2 separate regions of the Homo sapiens genome follow, and region 1 is linked to region 2. Evidence: read pairs that join two places in POLR2A ChIA-PET (ENCODE). Cell type or tissue: PC-9. All regions are shown on one strand. Each heading gives the region's core, and the rest is flanking DNA. Links, peaks and the distances in the headings are about the cores only.

What was found. Peaks named below come from ENCODE experiments on the same cell type or tissue, not always from the same donor. Only the 100,000 strongest peaks of a DNase experiment are listed, where the experiment ranks them.
Region 1: POLR2A ChIA-PET joins it to region 2 with 11 read pairs; 2 of 35 experiments call an interaction of 5 or more read pairs at or near these places.

What each region holds. Positions count from the first base shown.
Region 1 is chr5:150,238,959-150,243,025 of GRCh38, reverse strand. CAMK2A (calcium/calmodulin dependent protein kinase II alpha) reads left to right here. Exons shown (of 19, transcript NM_015981.4): 14 at 3,290-3,322. Among named protein-coding and RNA genes, the nearest start is that of CAMK2A, 49 kb to the left of the region's middle. In PC-9, for the core only: no CTCF peak of the experiment used is centred there; no DNase peak of the experiment used is centred there; H3K27me3 peaks cover 343 bases.
Region 2 is chr5:150,110,652-150,114,718 of GRCh38, reverse strand. PDGFRB (platelet derived growth factor receptor beta) reads left to right here. Exons shown (of 23, transcript NM_002609.4): 23 at 1-880. It also overlaps a transcript of CSF1R not described here. Among named protein-coding and RNA genes, the nearest start is that of CSF1R, 26 kb to the right of the region's middle. RefSeq lists a promoter at 671-1,449 and enhancers at 1,361-2,110, 2,821-3,333. In PC-9, for the core only: no CTCF peak of the experiment used is centred there; DNase peaks (open chromatin) are centred at 1,308, 2,008 and 2,378; H3K4me3 peaks cover 328 bases; H3K27ac peaks cover 1,633 bases.

The sequences.
Region 1 (4,067 bases), core at 1,088-3,587, 130 kb before region 2:
GCTGAACAAAGCGTCACTGCTTCCTGTGGCGCAGGACAGACTTCTCAGGGTGGCCTGGGTGTGGAAGAAGAGGAGCTCAAAGGCAACTCCTGGCCCAACCATCTCTTTGTAGCTCATCCTCCTTCACTCCCTTGGATGGAGGACAGAAGAAGTCCTATTGGAAGATAAGAATAACCTGGGGGCCTGGCCCAGGATCTGGGGAGCCTGGCCTGCCATGTCTTGCTCCCGGAAGGAGTGTGGGGAGAATGGCGGAGCTGGGGGTCCAGGTGCATTTTCAGTACGATTGAAACTGGATCGCAAGTCAAGAAGCCATGGGTTCGAGTGTGGGCCCTACTGTTCTCCCCCTGGGTGACCCAGGCCAGCGATTCTGTTGCCTGTTCCAGGGGAGCACAGCAGTTCTTTGCAGGGGCCTGGTGAGAGGGTCACACCAGAAGGGCCTGGTGGAGCCACATCACAGGCTCCTTTCACTGTCTCACCTTCAGCCCAGCAGGGAGGCACACATTCCTCCTACCGCTGGGCAGCTGGAGACAAACCCCATTTCATCCGGGGCTTAACTGAAGAGGCAGTGATTGGCTTCAGCGCTGCAGGAATGGCAGAGATGTGAAGCTATATTATCCTTTATGGGCCTTGGAGGGCTTTTCGAGGCTAATTTTGACCATACTGTTTCTATCATCCTTGCTAACCTTAGAACCATGCTTCCACATGTGATTCTAAGAGATGCGGTTTCTACTTTTGGTGAAAGAGGGAGATTTCTACTTTCAGTGAAAGTCCCTTTAAATCAAACTAAAGTACTGGTCAATACAAGATTATTAGCATCATCGTTTGTGATCCAGGGAAGTTAAGTCTTTCTATCACCAAGAAGCAACGTCCCCCTCCCGGCCACCCCAGGCCTGGACTTCTAGGAGGAGGGCCGACTGCTCATTCCCCTCAGCCCCACTCACTGCCCCTGTTGGTGTCCCATTGTGCATCGTGACCTCTCTCCCCATGTCCCATCCTGTCACTGTGCGTCCGAATCTGATGCAGTCTCTGCTCTGTGTTTCCTCCTCGTGTCCCGCCTGGAACCTCCTGGCCCCTGCGCGGCTCCTCGGGTTTCTGCTGACAGCTGAGCTGTGTGGGGCCTGGCCCCTTCCCCATTCTGTGCCTGGCCTGGCTCCAGCCAGGGAGGGAGGACAACCAGGGGAGAGGGGAGGGGAGTGGAGGAAAGAGGGGAAGAAGGAAGAGAGAGAGGAGGAGGAGAGGAGAGGGAAGAGGAAAGGAGAAGAGAGGAAGAAAAGAGAGGGGAGGGGAGGAGAGGAGAGAAAAGAGGAAAAGAAGGAAGAGAGGAAGGAGGAGGAGTTGAGGAGAGGGAAGAGGAAGGGAGAGGAGAAGAGAGGAAGAAAAGAAGGAGGAGAGGGGAGGAGAGGAGAGGACAGGAGAAGAGAGGAGAGGAAGAGGACAAGAAGGAAGAGAGGAAGGAGGCAGAGGAGAGGAGAGGGAAGAGGAGGGGAAAGAAGAGTGGAAGAAAAGAGGGAGGAGGAGAGGAGAGGAGAGGAAGGAAGAGAAGAAGGAGGAGAGGGGAGGGCGAGGGAACGGAGTAAAAGAGAGAGGAGGGGAGGGGAGGGGAAGAGAAGAGAGGAAGAAAAGAGGAAGGAGGAGAGAGGGAAGGAGACAGGGGAAGAGAGGAAGAAAAGAGGAAGGAGGAGAGGAAGGAGAGGAGGGAGGAGAGGGGAAGGGAATCGGGGAGATGAGGGGCTGACTGCAGGCTGATGACTGTGGAAGCCACACCATCCAGCCCAGCTGGGGAAAATGCAGGGTCTGTGAGCATTTATGCCCCTGTGAGCACACGGGCATTGGAAGTGTCCAGTGAGCCACCCCATCCCTTCTGTGGAGGCCCCGGATGGAAGGCACAGGGCCTTGAGTTCAAAGGCCACTCCTGGCCCAACCATCACTTTGTAGCTCAGCCTCCTTCACTCCCTTGGATGGAGGAGGGAAGAAGTCCTATTGGAAGATGAGAATAACCTGGGGGCCTGGCCCAGGATTTTGGGGAGCTCACTGGATCTTGGAGTCAGAAACCCAGAATTAGACCTGAGACCCTCAAGGCATATCCAGTGCCTCCCATGGCAAAGGCCTGCCCTGTGGGCTCCTCGAGTCCCTTCTTTCCAGCAGGGAGAGGGGCCTCCTGGCCTCTCTGGTATAAGGGCATCTAGAATAGGATGAGCCTTTGGAGAGGGTCTGACTGTGGGTGCCTGGAGACCTGGACAGAGGAAAGAGCCTGAACGCAGGGCCTGGGTTCTAGCCTCAGCTCTGCTAGTGGCTTGCCGCGAGGCCTTGTGCAGGCCACTGCACCTCTCTGGGCCTCAGTTTCTCATCTGTGCAATGCAAGGGTCTGTCTTCACCTACCATCTTCTGTGAATGGGAGTCTTTAAGACTCCTGGCTTGGAGAGCTGAGGGAAGGAGAAGGTAATTTACATTTGTCCCCCTCTCCTTCTCTTGGTACCGTAGCCAATACAGGGGATGCTACAAATCCCCAAAATGCTAGTGTAAGCTGAATGGCAGGGCCAAAAGACTCAAGTTCTAGACTCAGCTCCACTTCTGGCTGAGCCTCAGTTTCTCCATCAGCATAAAGGGGTGGAATAGGCCAGCCACCAGGAGGTTGTGAATGCAAGCTGGATTGCAAAGGCTACTTAGAGGACTGGCTCCCATGCTTGGCCCTGCTTTGGCATCACCTGCAGATATTGTTTAAAATGGAGATGCTCAGGCCGCACCCCAGACCTAGTTATCAAACTCCTCAGAGGGGACCTGATTCTGTTTATTGTAACGAGTTTCCCAAGTGACTGTGACAGTCAATTGGGAATGAGGTCCTCCTAGCCGAGATGCACGGGGAGCCTAGGAGAAGACATTGGGCCTCACTTCCAGGCCTGAGCACCCTTTGTCCTTCAAGAGCATTGGATTCTGGAGGCCTCCAGTGACTGGCTTCCAGAGCCAGGATTGGCTTTTGCCATCAGAGTTAGGCAGGGTGGGTAGCCCTGGTCCCAGGGAGGCTTGGCCATGAGCTTGGCTGTTAGATCGCTAGACCCAGGCAGTGTGCATGAGGACTCAGAGCTTCAGGACGAGGACTGGCCCCGCCAGGTCAACTGTTGCTGGTGGCCTTGACTCCTTGACTCCTTGTCCCGATGCCAAGCCGACAAAGGACTACAGAGGATGACCCCGAGGCCCATCCTCCTCCCAAACCTCCCCTGTCGTTCCTCTGCTCCCTGCCGTTTTCACGCTGTGTCTTTTCCTGTCCCATCTCTTCTCCTTGTTTTTCCAGAAAAGAAAGTCCAGTTCCAGCGTTCAGTTAATGGTGAGTGTCTGCCGTCTCCTAACGCCGGTAAATGCTGGGCCTCGAACCCTTGCTCCTGCCTCCCTCCTGCAGGCTGCACTGGGAACCTGGGGCGGGGAGAGGGTGCTCAGGGCGTGCTTGGTACGTGTGCCTTGTGTGACAATATGTGTGTTGTGTGTGTGTGTTGTTTGCGTGTTTCTGTTGACACCTCCAACTCCACGGCCCAGACCAGCAGGCTGACAGCAGACCTGAGATCCTCCTCGGGTGTGAAGGTGGATCTGAACCCAGTCCTATGTCCAGACCTTGGCTTCTCGCTTCTCCCTGCCCCTCTGCTCTAGAATTCATCTCAGGCTTGGTTTGTGCCAATCGCGGCGAGGGTGGGGCTTGGTTTGGCCAAAGTAGTAGGTGCCACAGAGGCCCCTCTTGAGCTGGTGTAAGGCTACCAGGCCCGCCGGTGGCAGGGGAGCCACCAGCCCTGCCTCTGTCTAGGGTCCAGTGGTGGCATGGTGGCCCACCTCCCTCTTCTGGTTCCATCGCTGTCTCACTCAGTCGTGTGGTTTTTCTCCCCTCTGAAGAGCCCACCATCTCTCACACTGGGCCTCCCTCTCTCTCTCTTCCTCCCCTGCCAGTGTATGTTCCTCCCCACTCTGCGGCCGCCATGGTGTCTCTCTGCTCCTCCACACCCCTTCTTCACCCCCTCGAGCAGAAAGGACCCAGGACGCCCCTCAGTCCTTCCAGAAAGGCCAGGGTTCTCTTTGCAGCCATC
Region 2 (4,067 bases), core at 488-2,987:
CCATATACCCTAAACTTCCATCCTGGGGGTCAGCTGGGCTCCTGGGAGATTCCAGATCACACATCACACTCTGGGGACTCAGGAACCATGCCCCTTCCCCAGGCCCCCAGCAAGTCTCAAGAACACAGCTGCACAGGCCTTGACTTAGAGTGACAGCCGGTGTCCTGGAAAGCCCCCAGCAGCTGCCCCAGGGACATGGGAAGACCACGGGACCTCTTTCACTACCCACGATGACCTCCGGGGGTATCCTGGGCAAAAGGGACAAAGAGGGCAAATGAGATCACCTCCTGCAGCCCACCACTCCAGCACCTGTGCCGAGGTCTGCGTCGAAGACAGAATGGACAGTGAGGACAGTTATGTCTTGTAAAAGACAAGAAGCTTCAGATGGGTACCCCAAGAAGGATGTGAGAGGTGGGCGCTTTGGAGGTTTGCCCCTCACCCACCAGCTGCCCCATCCCTGAGGCAGCGCTCCATGGGGGTATGGTTTTGTCACTGCCCAGACCTAGCAGTGACATCTCATTGTCCCCAGCCCAGTGGGCATTGGAGGTGCCAGGGGAGTCAGGGTTGTAGCCAAGACGCCCCCGCACGGGGAGGGTTGGGAAGGGGGTGCAGGAAGCTCAACCCCTCTGGGCACCAACCCTGCATTGCAGGTTGGCACCTTACTTCCCTGGGATCCCCAGAGTTGGTCCAAGGAGGGAGAGTGGGTTCTCAATACGGTACCAAAGATATAATCACCTAGGTTTACAAATATTTTTAGGACTCACGTTAACTCACATTTATACAGCAGAAATGCTATTTTGTATGCTGTTGAGTTTTTCTATCTGTGTACTTTTTTTTAAGGGAAAGATTTTAATATTAAACCTGGTGCTTCTCACTCACAGACTTTGTGGTCTCTCTCGGGTTTGGGTTCCTGCCCATAGGGAGTGTGGAGTGGGGCACATGAGGCTCACCCAGACGCAGACCCCCAGACAGGTCCCTTCAGCTCTGAGTCTCATTTCATTCATCTGTAAAGTGGGGATTTTCGCTCTCCCACCCCTCGCTGGAAGCTGGGGGGCCTAGACCTTGGGCTTGGTTTCCCAAGGTGGGAAGCGAGCAGGCTTTTCTGGCTCCACAGAGCCTGGCCTTGAGTCGGGCAGGAGGGTGTGGGGCTGCAGGGCTGCTCCAAGGCTCTGGTGCTGAGGCGTCTCACTGCCTCCACCATGTGCTTTGGCTTTGGCTATCAGCTGGGACACCCTCCCCTCCACTCCGCCCACAGGCCCGGATTGAGGCCGGCGTGCTCTGTGACAGGCAGCTGCTAGAGCCCAGATTCCAGGTCCAGGTGAGTCATGATCAGGCCCCAGGTAGGAGAAGGGCAGACAGAGTGTCCAAAAGCGTGAGAGCACGAAGTGAGGAGAAGGTGGAGAAGAGAGAAGAGGAAGAGGAAGAGGAAGAGAGGAAGCGGAGGGAACTGCGGCCAGGGTAAGGACAGGGGAGGGAATAGGGTGGCGACCAGGCTGTGGCTTTGAGGGCAGAGAGGTGTAGACCTGGCAGGACCCAGACCCCTCACGGCTGCAGCATCTCAGGGGTTGTGGGGCCGGCATGAGTCATAGGCTCTCCTGCCGAGCCCAGGCCTGTGGGACCCCGGCAGCAACACAGGGCCAGGGGCAATAGGGTTGCTGGGGGCAGGGGACAGAGTGCTAGGGCCCTCCCACCTGGGCCCAGAGTCCTGTACTTGGCTCACTTGAGGTGGACCAGATGTCAGCCTCAGATCCATCACTGTGTGTCCTTAGCCCCTCCCTTGCTCTCTCTGAGCTGGGGAAACGGCATCTTCATTTGAGTGGGTGCGGGAAGGACCTCATTTTGGAACCACAGGCCTCCCTGGACTGCCTCCAGGAGTCTGGGGCTGTGGCTTCAAGTGGGGAAAAGAATGGAGCCATGGGACAGCTCTGACTCACAGGCCCAGCCGCCAACTCAGGGGCAGCTGAGCCACACCAGGGAAAATACCCGACGGCTATAAGGCCTGGCCATACAAAGCCCACCATCCCAGGGATCCTGGCTTCAGAAAACACCCAGAGCCTGTGACTTCTCTTCTAGCTGTGGCAGGAGTTGAATGAGGTGATACCCGGATCTGCCTTGTAAAGAAAATAACTAGCCCACATTCCAGACAGGGATTATCTTTGCTGGTGCAAAAGCCTCTGTCTGGAGGTCAGAAGATCTCAGCTCCCTGTGTCTCAGGCCTGCTCCTTATGGGAACTTGAGTGGATTACACCACATCAGGCCTCAGTTTCCCCAGGGATAAATGGAGCTAGATGCCACACTAAGACAAAGGTTGATAAAAATCTGACTACCACTATCCAACAGTTACTATGCCCCAGGGCTGTCTGGTTGCTTCACACACATTAGCTCATTTTACCCTCCCAAAAGCCCAGTGACCTGAGTCCTACTATTATCCCATGTTACAGATGAGACACCAGTCCAAGCTGTTGTTGTTTTGTTTGTTTTTGTTTTTCTAGTTAAAGAAGTTTATTCAAGGGCAAAGTGTGAGGGTAGTCGTCAGGAAACAGGAAAACCAGAGAATGGTGATCAGTGCTTCCCTGTGTGGGGCAAGGTGAGGATGGTTTATATAGCCAGAAACGGGTGGGTAACACAATTACATTTTCCATACAAAGGTTAACGTAGAGCTACAAGATTTGATTGGCTACTATTGACTACACTTTAAGGGGGCTGCTTAACACTCATTTGTAAAGAGGTAATGATCACCAGCGTGTCATTTAGTCCAGGTTTGAATAAAGAATGGGGAGCCCGGTTAAAGTATAACATTCTCAACACAAAAATCAAGAGGCAATGGTCAGAGAGCAGTCCTGTGATGTGACTCAGTTTCCAGGGCTTAACTTTTCCCATTGGCATAATGAATTGGGGAGCTCCTGAAATTTTATTTTATTTTCACAATTTTGATTTGCATTCAAACCAAATCAAATGTGCATTCAGGGAGGTTTTGAAGTGACTTGCCCAAGATCATCTGGTCAGTGTGGCAGGGATGGGAGAGGAGCCCAGGTCAGACTGACTCCCAAGTCAGCACTCAGGGAGGTAAAGCACCCACCCAAATTTGCAGAGCTAGGGACTGGGGAAGCCTGCGACAAAACTCCTATCTTCTGTCTCCAGACCTTCTGGTACTGTGTTTCCCCAAGAGAAAGGATAGGAAAGGACTGGATGAGAAAGGAAAGCTAACATCATCTGAGAGCTAGAGAAAAATAATAAAAACTCATTTGTGGGAGGGCTTGGGCCTCTCAGGCCCCTGTGCAGAGGGCAGGCAGGGTCTGGGGTAACCACAGGTCAGCCCCTGCTGGGCTCCTGCCTCCCAGTCTCTCCCCTCAGGCGGGCCCAGGGAAGACGGGTGAGCTGGGATTTTCCTCCCAGACAGATGAGCCACTTGGACTGCACAATTCTTCCGCCACCCCACTCACGGCCGGGGTTCTTGTTCCTGGAAAAAGAGGGAAAGACTGAAAGGAGCTATTTCTGCCGGGGCCCTGACCTGCAGCTGATGAGGGTCTCACAGCTCCCATTCACGTCCCTTCTTCTTTGAATCAGGGCACCGTCTCTAACAGGCCCCTTTTATTTTAGTTATAATGTTCGGTTTTGCAATTAAAAATTATTTTTAATGGGCATCAGGATATTTCCTTCTGTCTTTGAATATGCCTTTTGTTTCTAATTTGTGCAACTATAACTTCACGTGAACCTCATGGATTCTGGCTTAGGCAAGTGGCTTCTATGTAATTAGCAGTGATTCCATCTTAATAAGGTCCTGTGATCTGACAAAAAAAAAAAAACTACTTGATACAAGTATTTATGTCATATATGCCTGTATTTAAAAATCCATTACCAAAATACATAATATAGAAAGAGAAGGTCTTCTTTGAGTATTTTTATATGTTAAATGCAGTAACATTTTAAATCTTTATTCTCTTTATTCAGCAACTCTGTGGTACAAATTTATCTTGTTGAAATTCTGCCTCTCACTATAAATAGTTTAGTTATATTTTTCAAAGTTGTTTTCTTTATATCCATACTAATATTTGTATCTGTACCTA